Regions from separate parts of the Mus musculus genome. Here region 2 is linked to region 1. A link is a contact called in ENCODE POLR2A ChIA-PET data. All regions are on one chromosome and are shown on one strand. The core of a region is the stretch at or near the end of the contact, and the rest is flanking DNA. Distances in the headings are between cores, read along the strand shown.

Region 1 (6,510 bases), core at 1,779-4,278:
AACTCTTGAAGTCTCTCACTGATCTGCAGTTACTTACTGAACCAATAGCTAGCTTCTAAGCTGTTTACTGGTTTTTATAAACTAAACCTCTCTTACCCCTCCTCCTCCTCTCCCTTCTCTCCATCCTCCTTCTCTTGAAACAGTTTCGTGTACCCCAAGCTAGCTTCAAGCTCTCTATAGTGATTAGGATGACCTTGGACAATTTCTGAATTCCAGCCTGCACTCCCGAGCACTGTGGTTGACAGACAGACAGACAGACTTGTGCTATCACAAGTGAGTTTACGTTGTGCTGCCTGGGGAATCAAAGCCCGTGATAAGCAAGGACTCTACCAGCCGAGCCACATCCCCTGCCAGTTGGAATCCCAGTTTTTGTAAAACACAATTTTTAATTTAGTCGCTTTTCATTGACTTCAGTTATGCACCCTCGCAGAAGGTACGTGGAGCCACCTTTGTCCAGCTCCCTTTGTTCTACGAAGCAGATGGAAATGAGGTGGCAGGCTGGGAAGGTTGCCATGGTGCTGCGGCCACAGGGATTTAACAGTAATCAAAAGAAGCTCCAGAGTCCCCTCCCCCATGCTCCAGTACCGGCTTCTCACATTTCTTGTCCTTTGTGGCTAAGCTGCGCAGTCAGTGATTCCCACAGAACCTCTTGTCTCTACTTCCCCAGTGCTGAGATTACTTGGCCTGGTTTTTTAGGGGGATCCAACTCGAGCCCTCATGGTTTGTATGACAAGCACAATCCCTTCCGTGCACTATGATAAATATTATATTTATATTATATTTATTTAAATGAATCTCAGCCAATCACTAACTTCCGTCAATTACATTTGAAGACCTTCCTAATAATACTTGCGGGAGTGAGCAAAGGATCTTCGGAAGCTCCACCTCTTTTGTTAATCGAAGGGCCTAACAGAATGGTTACAGTCACTCACCGAATGGTTGCCGCTGTGTCTTTGACTTTAAACATTGTATCAGTTTTCTAGCACAGTTACTTTTCTGTTGCTGTGAAAAAGCACCCGGACCAAAAGTAACATGGAAGAAAGGGTTTAGCTGTAGAGGGAGAATCCCTAATAGCCGGGAGGCAAGCAGCAGGCAGATGGCAGGAACTGAGGCTGAGGCGACTTCTCATCCCCCTCAAACCGGAAGCAGAGCAAAGAAAGTGGGTCAAGGCTTGAAGCCCCGGGACTTCCTCCAACAAGGTCATACCTTTAGAGTTTTTAGAACCTCCCCAAACAGTGCCGAGGCCAAAAGGCTTCACTCACTGGGGATCAGTGTTCAAATACCTGAGCTGGTGGGAGATATTGATCATTCCAACCACCACAAATATGTAAATTCAAACTCTAGCCAAGCTTCCAGACTCCTGAGCGCTGGCTCACAGCGTGCTGAATCAGCTGTGCTGCTTAAAGGTTTCTGTCTTCTTTACCAGAGCTAATTCAATAGCTCCTCTCCTAGTCAGCCAATAGGATTCTTTAAGAAATAGCAGTTTATCTTCTTGGAAACTCTGTAGTTTGGTGTAAGTGGTATGGGTATGTTATTTCTAAACTCTGATAATTCTTACATAAACTGAAAATTGCCCACTTTATGATAATAATCTCAAAAGATACAACTCCCAATAGTGCCTGGCTTGAGGTCTTGTTTGTTTTATATTCCTTTACTTGTGTGTGTGTGTGTGTGTGTGTGTGTGTGTGTGTCTGAGATGGAACACAGCAGAAGTCAGAGGACAGCTTCAGGGAGCCAGTTCCCTCTCTGCCCTCTGGGCCTCAGGGCTCAAACTGAATTTTAGGGGTTAGATAGAGAATTTCTTTACCTGCTAAGATGCATCCTAGGTCCTGTGTCTTTCTTTGAGACCGGGTTTCATGTAGTCCAGGCTAGTCTTGAACTAGTTTTCCTCCTGTCTCTACATCCCAAATGCTTGAATTATAGACACAAGCCATTGCTTCAGGCTTACGAGGATATTTAGGAAAAAACCACCTCTTCATCTTCTTTTAGATTTAAAAAGTCGAGTAAGAATTGAACCCAGGTCCTCTGGAAGAGCAGCCAGTGACCTTAACCACTGAGCCATCCCTCCTGCCCCTAAACTTGAATTAAAAATGAAACACATTTATTTAATATGTGGAGTATCATGTGTGTGCCACAGCATCCTTGTGAAGCTCAGAGAACAGCTTGTGGGAGCTGCCTTTCTCCTTTTACCGCTTGGGTCCAGGGATAATCAGGCCCAGTGGCAAGCACCTTTACCTGTGGATCCATCTTGGTAGCTCTCCCCTCCCATGAGCTTAAGCACTGAATATGGATGCACAGAAGCTAAAAGATCAGAGAAGGTTGCAGGGTTTTTTTCTTTCTGGCTTCTATAAACAGCAAATTATTTCAGGATGTACACTGAAAGAGATGTAGAGGTTCACCTAAGCTAAGCCCTGCCTCCGCTTGTAAGATTGTCTCTGTATTTAGTATATTTAATAAAGGACCCCACTGTCTTTAAAAAAAAAAAAAAACTAAAAACTAAAAACAAAACGTTTTCTGTATTTTTAGATTCCTAAGAGGGGCAGCACTCTCATCTCTCTTGTTGCTAAGCAACAAACCGTACAGTTGCTAGGAGACAGAGTAGCAAGGTTGGGGAGTAATTCTTAATCCAGTCACCACCCTTCATGTCATCTGACTTTAGAGCTTCAGGCAAAAGAGAAAATGTGCCAGATAAAGCATAGTGTAGCAAGAGACGGGAGCTGGGTGTTCAGGGAATGAAATATTGCAGCTAGTAAGGATTGAGGGGAAGGGTGTGTGGGTTCGGCAAGGAGAGACCCTTATGCAATTTGCTCACATTAGTCATGGAAAGATTTTCATCTGCCCTGCTGAATTTGATCTTCTGCGTGCATCTATCTGCCCTTATCTGAAAGACAAACTAGGGAATGAACTCCCAGAAGGGTAATCTTCCAGTTACCCTTCCTAAACCTATACGGGAGAGTGGAAATCGATAGCAAAGCTCACAGAAGACTGACAATTACAAAAAATGTTCAAGATTACTTAAAAGTCCCAAGTCTGGAGGCTGTGGGTGCAGCCTAGCTCATAAACTGCGTGACTGGCTCCATCCGCAGGACCAGGTAAAACAGACCTGGCGGCAGGCACAGTGAGCAGAGGGAGGAGCAGAAATACAAGGTCATCCTCTGATACAGACTGAGCTTGAAGCATGCCTGGGAAACACAAGGCTCAGAGAGTCAGAGAGAGAGAGAGAGAGAGAGAGAGAGAGAGAGAGAGGGGGGAGGAACCTGTGAGGAGCGGGTGTGGCAGCAGTCCCAAGATGGTGCCCAGGACTGCAGCTAAGTCTTATGACTTGCACCTGACTTCCTCATACACCTGAAAATAAGCTACGACCATTGTGAGAGCTGCACGGGTGCACCATGATGCTGGCGGTTTAAACAAGTCCATATTTGGTGGAGACATGCCCCTGCCGCCCTGATTGGCTGAAGCTGCCTGGTGAGGTGACATGGCCTGCTGTGAGTGGATGGGGACTGAGAGTATATAAGAGTGAGAGGCCCGGGGGTTCGAGAGAGAAAGATGAGAGATAAAGTTGAAGTGAGAGAGATGAAGATGGAAGTTTGCTGAATAAACTGCTGTTAGAAGGACTGGTGGTCGTGTTGTTCTTGCTGGTTGAGAGCGGACGTGACAGGAACCCACGTGCCATCCCTGAACCCCATATACAGGAGTAATCTAACCTCTCTATGAGCTGTGGCATGTGTGCATATGTAAAAAATATATATATATAAATTAATATAACAGCCTGAGACAGATCACAATAGTAAAATATGGCAGAATTGACAAGAAATTAGACTACGTGTTCTTGACCAAAATTAGAAGCAAAAGGGTCAGACAGACTAGGGTGCAGCTTTCCTGATACACATACATACATATGCACACATACATACATGCATACATACAAACACATAAATACATACATACATGCATGCGTAATCTACTCTGGGAACTGCAGCGATGTTCAGTGGTTAGAGCATTAGCTGCTTTTTGGAGGATCTGAGTCCAGTTTCTAGCATCCACACCCGATGACTTACAACTCCATGATCTCATGTCTTCTACCAGCCTACATGGACACGCAAAATATGTGGTATACACTCACACACGCATACACATAAATACAAATAAAATTAAATATTAAAATGGTGAAATAAAGCTAAATTCTTTAATCCCAGCATTCCGGAGGCAGAGGCAGGGGGATGTTTGTGAGTTCAAGGCCAGCTAGGTCTACATAGCAAACGAGAAACCCTGCCTGGAAAAAAAAAGCAACAACAACAATAATAAAAACCAAGCAAAACTCAATAATATAAAAAAATACAAACAAATATGGAGCCATTCCTGGGCATGAAGCCTGCCCTGGAGTGTGGTTGATGTACCCAGTGGTACTCTATTGGAGAAAACTGATCTTTCCTTTGCCAGCAGGTATTAACTGTAAATAGCTTCTTGGTCACGGATGAGGTCCTGTGTGCACTTCCCCCTCTCTGTGCCAGAACCCTGTGTAGCAGGAACTTGTGCATGCCTGTGCCCGCTGCCACCACCTCCCTGAGTTAGATGTGCGTCAGTCCTGCTGTGTTTGGAAGATGATTTCCCCTTTGTGCTCTGTCTCTGTTGTGTCTAAAACTAGAAACCCAGCTCCAGGCTTCACAGAGTCCTGTGAAAGGCTGAGTCTCTGGGGCTCCATGGTAGCTACTGCTGATGGTAGTTGCTGTTACCAGCAACCGGGCTATGATGCAAGGCAGTTTGGAGCCTCTGTTTGCCTAAACCCCAAGCCAGTGCCAGAGGCACCACAGATAAAAATCATCGCAAAACATCCAGGTTCCGTTATCCTCCAGTGATTTTATGGGGAGCAGTCTGTTCTGTGTTCAGCGAAAGTCAGTCTAAAATGGCGGCTCCACAGAAATGACCTCACGAATGCCAGTTTTCATGGGTGAGCACTAGGAAGATGCTGGGGAATAGATGAGCTGAGATAACACACATGTTCTGGTGTTGCCAGCTTTAACTAAAAATCATGTAAAGAGTCTGAACACAGAGTTGGGGAGGTGGCTGGGCTGGTAAAGGTTCTTGCTGCAAACCGGATGGTCTCAGCTCCATCCCTAGAAATAACTGCAGGAAGAAGGTGTTCCCTGACTTCCACAAGTATGTGTTACTGTGCACACATTACACACACAGATGACAACATCACTAATAGTATAAATAAATATAATGGAGAAAAGAAAAGGGAACCAGTGTGTGTTGGGGGCTCAGGCAGTAGTAGATTGCTTGCCTGTTGAGCACAGTAAACTGTTAGGGAGGGCTTATGCCTGTAATTCCAGCACTTGGACACTGGAGACAGGAGACTGGGAAAATTAAGGTCATTCTTTTTCATACCGTGAGTTCAAGACCAGCCTATACTAAAAAAAAACAAAAAACAAAAAAACAACAATAACAAGAAAAAAAAAACCCTCAACTTGAGACCAGGAGACAAAAAGATTGTTGCAAGTTCAAGGCCATCCTGGGCTAGGTAGAGAGTACCAGGCCAGCCAGGCCTGCAATGACTTAGCCGAGCCATGTCATAAAAAACAAAAAAAGAAAAGTCTGAGACAAGAAATAGAGACAAGGACTCAATCCAAAGGGTGGTGGCGCACGCCGTTAATCCCAGCACTCTGGAAGCAGAGGCAGGCGGATCTCTGTGAGTTTGAGGCCAGCCTCATCTACAGAGTGAGTTCCAGGACAGCCAGGAGAAACCCTGTCCAAAAAAAAAGGTGGGGGGGGGGGAGAAAGAAGGAAAGAAAATGGAATTTTAAAATTGTGACATCTGAGGCTATAGAGATGCCTCAACAATTGAGAGGACTGACTGTTTTTCAGAGGACCTGGGTTCAATTCCCAGCACCTACATGGCAGCTCACAACTGTCTGTAACTCAAGGATCTGAACTTGAAGATCCATCTGCCTCTGCCTCCAGAGTGCTGGGGTTAAAGGCTTGCACCACCACGGCTTAAAGGCTTTTCTAAAAAAATGTTTTGGAGTGTTTGCCTGCATGTCTGTCTGTTCACCCTGTGTGTGCCTGTGCCGTAGGACGACAGAAGAAAGCATCTGATGCCCTGGAGAAGGAGCTAGAGATGACTGTAGGCTCCACACCAGTGCCAGGTATAACATCCAGGACCACTGCAAGGTCTGTCTGCCCAGCACTCCCACCCCCTTTTAAATACCACCTGTGATGGTTTGTATATTCTTGGACCAGGGATTGGCACCATTTGGAGGTGTGGCCTGGTTGGAATAGGTGTGTCACTGTGGGTGTGGGCTTAAGACTCTCACCTCAGTTGCCTGGAAGTCAGTCTTCCACTAGCAGCCTTTGGATGAAGATGTAGAACTCTCAGCTCTGCTTGTGCCATGCCTGAATGGATACTGCCATGTTCCCACCTTGATGATAATGGACTTAACCTCTAAAAAACAAAAAAAACAGCAATAACAAGAAAAAAACAGCCTCAACTTGAGACCAACTTGTAAGCCA
Region 2 (6,510 bases), core at 1,092-3,591, 58 kb after region 1:
GAAATCTGCCTTCCTCTGCCTCCCAAGTGCTGGAATTAAAGGCATCTGTCACCATTGCTCGACTTCTTTTTATTTCTTGCGTTTTTATTTACATAGACTATGTGTTTGCTGCGGCATGTGTATGGATGTCAGAGGACAACTTTTGGGAATTAGTGTTACAGGATACTTGATTATTGTACATAGAAAAGCTAATTGTTAGCAAAATATAAGAGTTTAAATAGATAATTGCATTTGTCAAAGGCGGCTAAATGAGTCCTGTAGAGATGCAGTTTAGGTGCGCCTCTAAAAGCCTCATTAGATAAGAATGCTAAAAAATGGAAAGTTCCTGCTAACTTTAAGGCAACTTGCTTGGGAGAGGTTCTCTCTCTCTCTCTCTCTTCCCACTTTCCCATTTCCCCTTTCCCCTTCCCTCTTCCCTCTCCAGTACTCTCTTTCTCCCATCTCCCCTTCTCTCTCTCTCTGCTTGGAAGAGTCTTCTTTATGGAAGGAGCTCCAAGTAAGGGCTAGGGATTTTTCTCTTTGACTTACAGGAAAACAGAGACACAGCTGGCAGGACACAGGTAAAACAATATTCTAGGAAAGAGAGCTAAGAAGCCCTCTCCGGTTTGGAGGAGCTCAAGAGAAAAGTAGACTAGCTCTGTAGATTGACTCAGAAAGAAATTTATTTTTTTAAAAAGAGATTTATTTATCTAAGTACACTGTAGCTAAAAGAGGTTTATTTATTATTATATCTAAGTACACTGTAGCGGTCTTCAGGCAGCACCAGAAGAGGGCATTAGATCTCATTACAGGTAGTTGAGAGACACCATGTGGCTGCAGGGATTTGAACTCAGGACCTCTAGGAAGATCAGTCAGTGCTCTTAACCACTGAGCCATCTCTCCAGCCCCAGAAAGAAATTTCTAAAGAGCTAGCAGTTTAGTTGTGGAATCAGGCTTGTAAATAGATATTTTGTATGTAGTTAAGAAAAAAAAGAAAAGAAAAGAAAGTTGCCTTGCTGAGCTAGCAGGTCTTTACCATAGTTTAAGCCTCTGGTACTTTATTGGTATAAAGATTAGATAATTTAATCAGTTACAGTTGGTTCTCTCCTTACACTGGATAGGTCCTGGGAGTCAAACTCCCAAGTTCCTCGGGCTTGGTGGCAAATGACCTTACCACTGAGCCATCTTGTCTGCCTGTATTGTACCACTTTTCACAGCCATCCCTGGCATTCTAGTCTTTTCTATTTGAAACAAAGTAGCCTGGATCAAATTTGCCAGTCTTGTCCCCTGCCTGCTGAAATACAGGTATGCATCATCACATTCAAATAAGGGCGGCTTTTTAATTTGTGTGTGTGTGTGTGTGTGTGTGTGTGTGTGTGTGTGTGAGAGAGAGAGAGAGAGAGAGAGAGAGAGAGAGAGATTCTGTGTACGTGCATAGGCCAGAGGTCAATATGTTCCGTCTTCCTCTATGACTCTCCACCTTTTTTTTTTTTTTTTTTTTTTTTTTTTTTGAGACAAGGTTCCTCACTGAACTCTGATACTGCAAGAGCAGCTGGCCTGTGAGCTCCAGGCTCTTCCTGTCTCTCTCTCCTTAGTATGAAGAGGACAAGCAAGCACACCACTCCAGTTCCTTAAACTTTCCCAGGGATCTGTCTATCTCCTCAGCAGGACTGAATGGCACTTCTGAGAAATCTGCTTTGCGGAGTTGTTCAGACAAGTCTGTCTAGTGCAGGGCAGTGGGGCAGGGAAGTCCAACGTCTCCCGCGGTGGAGACACTTGCCTGCTTTGTTTCCCGAACTCTCCTCTCCTCTTGACTGTAAAATGAGGAGAGGAGCCCCCGGGCTCTTGGGCCAGAGAGAATGTGGTACTACAGAGTGAACTCTGCATCCCACAGACGCAGAGAAAGGAATTAGTGTGGATCGCCTGGGTTTAGCTTGAGCACTGCAGCGGGGACCCATCTTGGGGGGCGGGGGGGAGTTACGAGTTCCTCTCATAATGGGCCGAATAATTTTGTGCCTCTTAAGGCTCTTAAGACTCGGAATGTTTGCTTAAAGAGGAGCTGAGGCAGACTCTGCCTTCGAAAATAAAAGGGCGCTCGGGATGCTCTGGCAAATATCCTCAGGACTTGGGGGAAGGGTGGGGAGAAGGGAGGAAGGAGGAGAGGGCTAGCCTTCTAGAAGGCGGGAGTAAAGAGTAAGGTGCTTAGGACCCATTGGAGGCAACTGAGACCTAGGTTAGGAAAGATTGCCTTCAGGGGCTGCAACCCTGGTGATGTTGTAACCGGCTTTGGCTTGAGCTAACTTCAGCTCCACCCCTCCCACTGTGCCGTCAAGTTGACTGGGCGTTTCCATCTTGGCCCCCTGAAGCTGTCGCAGTCACCACCCTGCCGGCAGCCCCGGGTCACCTCTCTGGCTCACTCTTCCGGGCTCCAAGGCCTGGGTGGGGCGACCGAGCCACAAGTGCGGCGGCGATCAGCTGTGAGTCCCCGGTGGCTGAGCCAGGCCGCCCCCCTCTCTACCTGGGACTTTCTTCCGGCCAGAGCTCCACAAAGATCTCGCTGTCCTCCAACTTCCAATCGCCTTCCCCACCTTCTTCCCCGCCCCACCTGGCCCTGGCGTGGACCCTGGGTGTCTCCTCCCCTTCCCACTTCCAGCTCCTTCTACGGAGTTTGATTTGAACTTTCGAACCCGCCAATCATCGGCTTCGCTGCGGCCCGGGGCGGGGTCCGGTGTCCGCCCTCCCGACGCGTGGCCCGGCCAGGGTATATAAGCCCTGTCCTGGAGGCGGACCTTACACAGCTTCTCCCCCGGACTCCTTGGTAGTCTGTTAGTGGGAGATCTTCGTCACCCTTTTTCACTTCCTCAGTTTTCGCGGACCACTTCAAGGACTAAATATGGTGAGTATGGCTTTGGGGTAGCGGCGAGGTCGTCTGAAGGGACCGCGGGAGCTGAGGGCTGCCCGGGAGACGATACCTGCAATAGCCCCACGACGGCCGCCTCCAGTTAGACTGGCTTCTGGCGTTTGGGGTGTGAGAGCCTAGTCCACTAAACTAGTGTCGCTTTGGGCTGGAGGGCTCGTCCCGATCCTCTGTCTCGATCCTCCTGGGAGAGCATCCCGTCTCGGCCGCCGGTCGCTCCCGGAAAGGCAGGGAACTTTCACAATGATCACGAGAGTTTGGAGAAACTCAAAGGTCTCCATTTTCCTCAAATGATGTCGCTCTCCCAGCTGGGATAGCCCAGAGGACCTCGTGCGCTCTGGACAGGACTGAGCAAATACTTCCGGGCACCGTCTCCACGCCCTGTGACTCGCTGCTGAGTCACCTGTGGCCAGTCCCCGGCCCTTCCAGCTGCAGCTGTGCACCTGAGAAGGCGAGCTCCTCCGTAGGAGGGAATAATTGGCGTCAGATCCCCTAAGCCAGCCTAGTTTTTAGTGTTACTTCAACGGCATATTTATATTTAGCCCAGTTAAGAAAAAATGTCCGTAAAAAATTTTTTTTTCAATTTAAAGCTAGAGTAAACTACCAACAGCGGGTTTTTTTCTCTCCCTTCCCCTCTCCCCCCCCTCTCTCTCTCTCCTTCCTTCCTTCCTTCCTTCCTTCCTTCCTTCCTTCCTTCCTTCCTTCGATAAAGGGTTTCTTTGTAGCTCTGGCTGTAATAGAACTCACCCTGTAGACCAGGATGGTCTGGAACTCAGAGCTCTGCCTGCCTCTGCTACCTGAGCTGAGATGAAAGGCAAACCACTTGGCTTGCACTTTGGTTTTTGAGTGTCTTATGCTCATGCCAGTCTTGAAATCATTATGTGGCCAAACATGACCTTCAACTAAAACCAAGATCCTTCTGTCTCCACTACCCAAGAGCTAGGGTTATTCACCTGGTTAACAATGTATTAGTTCAGTTTTCAAGAAAAAAATGGGTGAGGCTATCAAACCCTGGGCTCTGGAGGCAGCGGCAGGAGTATCTTCTGAGTTCTGGTCAGCCAGCACAATGAGACCCGGTCTCAAAAGCAAACAAAGTTACCAGGAACTCAGCCCGGCTTGGAGGAGAGTGGCTAGTTCTCTAGACTTTGGAGGCTGAGACAGGGAGGGGGATTGCTCATCATGAGTTTGGGGCTCCTTAGTCCCTAGTGAGTCCCAGGCTAGAGCGGGCTACAGAGTGAATAATTTCGGTAAAAGGAACCTCCCTGCTAAATAAGTTTTAACTATTTGAGAGACCATTTACCTAGCCTGCACCTGGTCAGCTGACAATAGAAATTTAAAAGAAAGGCTGGAGAGATGGCTCAGCTAAGAGCACCAACTGCTCTTCCAAAGGTTCTGAATTCAAATCCCAGCAACCACATGGTGGCTCACAACCATCCTTAATGAGATCTGATGCCCTCTTCTGGTGTGTCTGAAGATAGCTACAGTGTACTTACATATAAGAAATAAATCTAAAAAAAAAAAATTTTTTTTTTTTTAAAGAAAACCCCATCCCAGTATTGTTTAAGGTCTATGGAAGCTTTGGGGAAGTGAGGTGCACAGCCCTCAGGTAGCGCAAGCTGCCTCTGTCTATAGTCCTGGGTGACCCTTGAACTGCTGGTCGCCTCCTTCCCACACTAGGACTGGGATTACTGGCCCGAGCCACCATTTTGTGTGGTGCTGGGATGGAACACAGAACTTCACATAGTTAGGCAAGACCTCTCTCATCTGAGCTAACTCTCCAGCCCCCAAAGCTGTTGGCTTCTTTGTTTTATTCACTTGTGTGGAGTGTACGTTTGGATAGTTGGTATGCTTGGGGGTGGGGGCAGGAGAGGGCAGCTTTCCTTGCAGTTCCGAGATCAGGCTCACTAGTAGGCTCTTTTCCCAGGCTATCCTACAGCCCTCCCACACCCCAGGAAACTTTCAGAATTGTATTCTGAAAGAGGGATGCCGTAACAGCTTTTGATCAAGCAAACCCACAAAGATACAGTTCAGAAAAGCCCCAGGCTCACCTATTAGGCAAGCATGGCTTAAGTGTCTGGCTTTGCTACACCAGCAAGCCTCTTAATCCAGTCGAGGCTAGACTAAGTGATTCATCTGTTCCTCTTGGCTTTGGCTTCTTAGCTTCCAGGAGACAGGCTTGTTTGTAAAGATTTTACATTTCTCATGTGGATGTATGTCTGCCACGCATGCCTGTGTGGAGACTCAGGTCTTTTGGATTGAACTCATTATCTGGCTTGGCGGAAATTGACCTTCATGTGCTATCTTGCCTGCACAAAGAAGCTGTTTAGCACCAAAAGGCTACTGTTGAAATGCCACCTTAGAATCTATGGCCTCCGACGCCGCACTTCCTTAGGCCTGCCTGTGGTTCTTTCTAGCTTCTGGGGACTGGAGGCTCTAAAGTCCAGGTGAAGGTCACTTGAACCAGAGCTGCACCTCCCCCACAGTCCTCCGCACAGGAGACGCTGATCTCACTGATGTGGTCCAAGCCCTTGATTGTCTTGTGGGAAACACGGGTGGAAGGACGAGACTAGTCAAAGGTTGTGAGCAATGTTTTGTTTTACTATTGAGGCCTGAGAAGCTGCTCTTTAGAGACCCTGGATGTTGAATTGAGTTTCCTGCTCATGACCTTAAAAGCATGAAAGTCTTTACTAAAGGAAAAGCATAGCAACTGTGGGAGACTTCTTTGTCAAATGTGAAGGTTTTCTGCCAAATTCAAGGTCCTCATCTCATACAGATTTATGATGAACACTGGCTCCCTCTGAATCCTGTGGGTTCAGCATAGGCACTTATTGTCTCATTGGACCAATAGGAAATGGGTTTGGTAACTTCAGAGCGACTATTGAGCAAGGAAAGGAAAACAAGGGTGTCCCCCTGACCACCATGGTTAGAATCTTGTACTTTTCCACAGTGCCAGAAATGTACACTCTGATCTATCTACTAGGGAGCCACTAATTACTCCTTTCTTCTTGGCACTCTCCAGCCCCATTTCTTAAACTTTTGTGAAGTTTTAGGAGTCTTCTGATCTTTAAAACATCCCACCAGATGGATTAACAGTGAGACCGGGAAGGAAAACTGTTCTTGCAGATTAGAGTCTTCACTGGGTGCAAGGCTGCCTCTGGCCACTCTTAGCATACCACTATCTGCTTATCTAGCCTTTTTTTTTTTTTTTTTTTTTTTTTGTGAGTCATGGGGGCTAGTTTGAGCTGGTTTTAAAGGGAAGAGGAAGTTTTGTCCCCATAAAGGAACCGCAGTGAGCTCAGATGGGACAGTCAGCTTGACTCAGCCCTGGCAGGGAAAGGTTCTGCCTCAAGTGCAAGGACTAAGAGCTGGGGAATTCTGGCATAATCCTGAATGTCTTTCTAAAGCAGTAGAAAACTGATCCTGAACTGCCAAGGATACAATCTGTTGAATGGCCTGGCCTTGCCTAGTAGGTCATTAGCCTTAATGCCTTCAGAGGACTTTTTTTCTTGGGTTAGCTCTTCAGTAAAAATTCTTGGTTTTGAAGTATAGTCCTAGGCAGGAGTGGCCTCTGAAAAGTGATCCTATCTTTGAGCCATGCCCCAAGGTCTCGTGTG

Evidence for each region. ChIA-PET counts read pairs that join two places held with the same protein, here RNA polymerase II (POLR2A).
Region 2: POLR2A ChIA-PET joins it to region 1 with 24 read pairs in embryonic stem cell. The contact joins the promoter of Tuba1c here to the enhancer-like site in region 1. POLR2A ChIA-PET finds 5 or more read pairs at or near these places in 4 of 5 experiments (Patski and embryonic stem cell).

Annotation. Positions count from the first base shown.
Region 1 is chr15:98,968,666-98,975,175 of GRCm38, forward strand. It overlaps B430209F14Rik (a long non-coding RNA gene), which reads left to right. Exons shown (of 4, transcript XR_875650.3): 2 at 6,075-6,146. Among named protein-coding and RNA genes, the nearest start is that of 4930578M01Rik, 14 kb to the right of the region's middle. RefSeq lists an enhancer at 1-3,876. Within about 2 kb of position 3,029, at least 1 of the 3 ENCODE cell types and tissues checked has a DNase peak (open chromatin) inside an H3K27ac peak, as active enhancers do.
Region 2 is chr15:99,027,550-99,034,059 of GRCm38, forward strand. It overlaps Tuba1c (tubulin, alpha 1C), which reads left to right and starts at 2,342. Exons shown (of 4, transcript NM_009448.4): 1 at 2,342-2,875. The coding sequence starts at 2,873.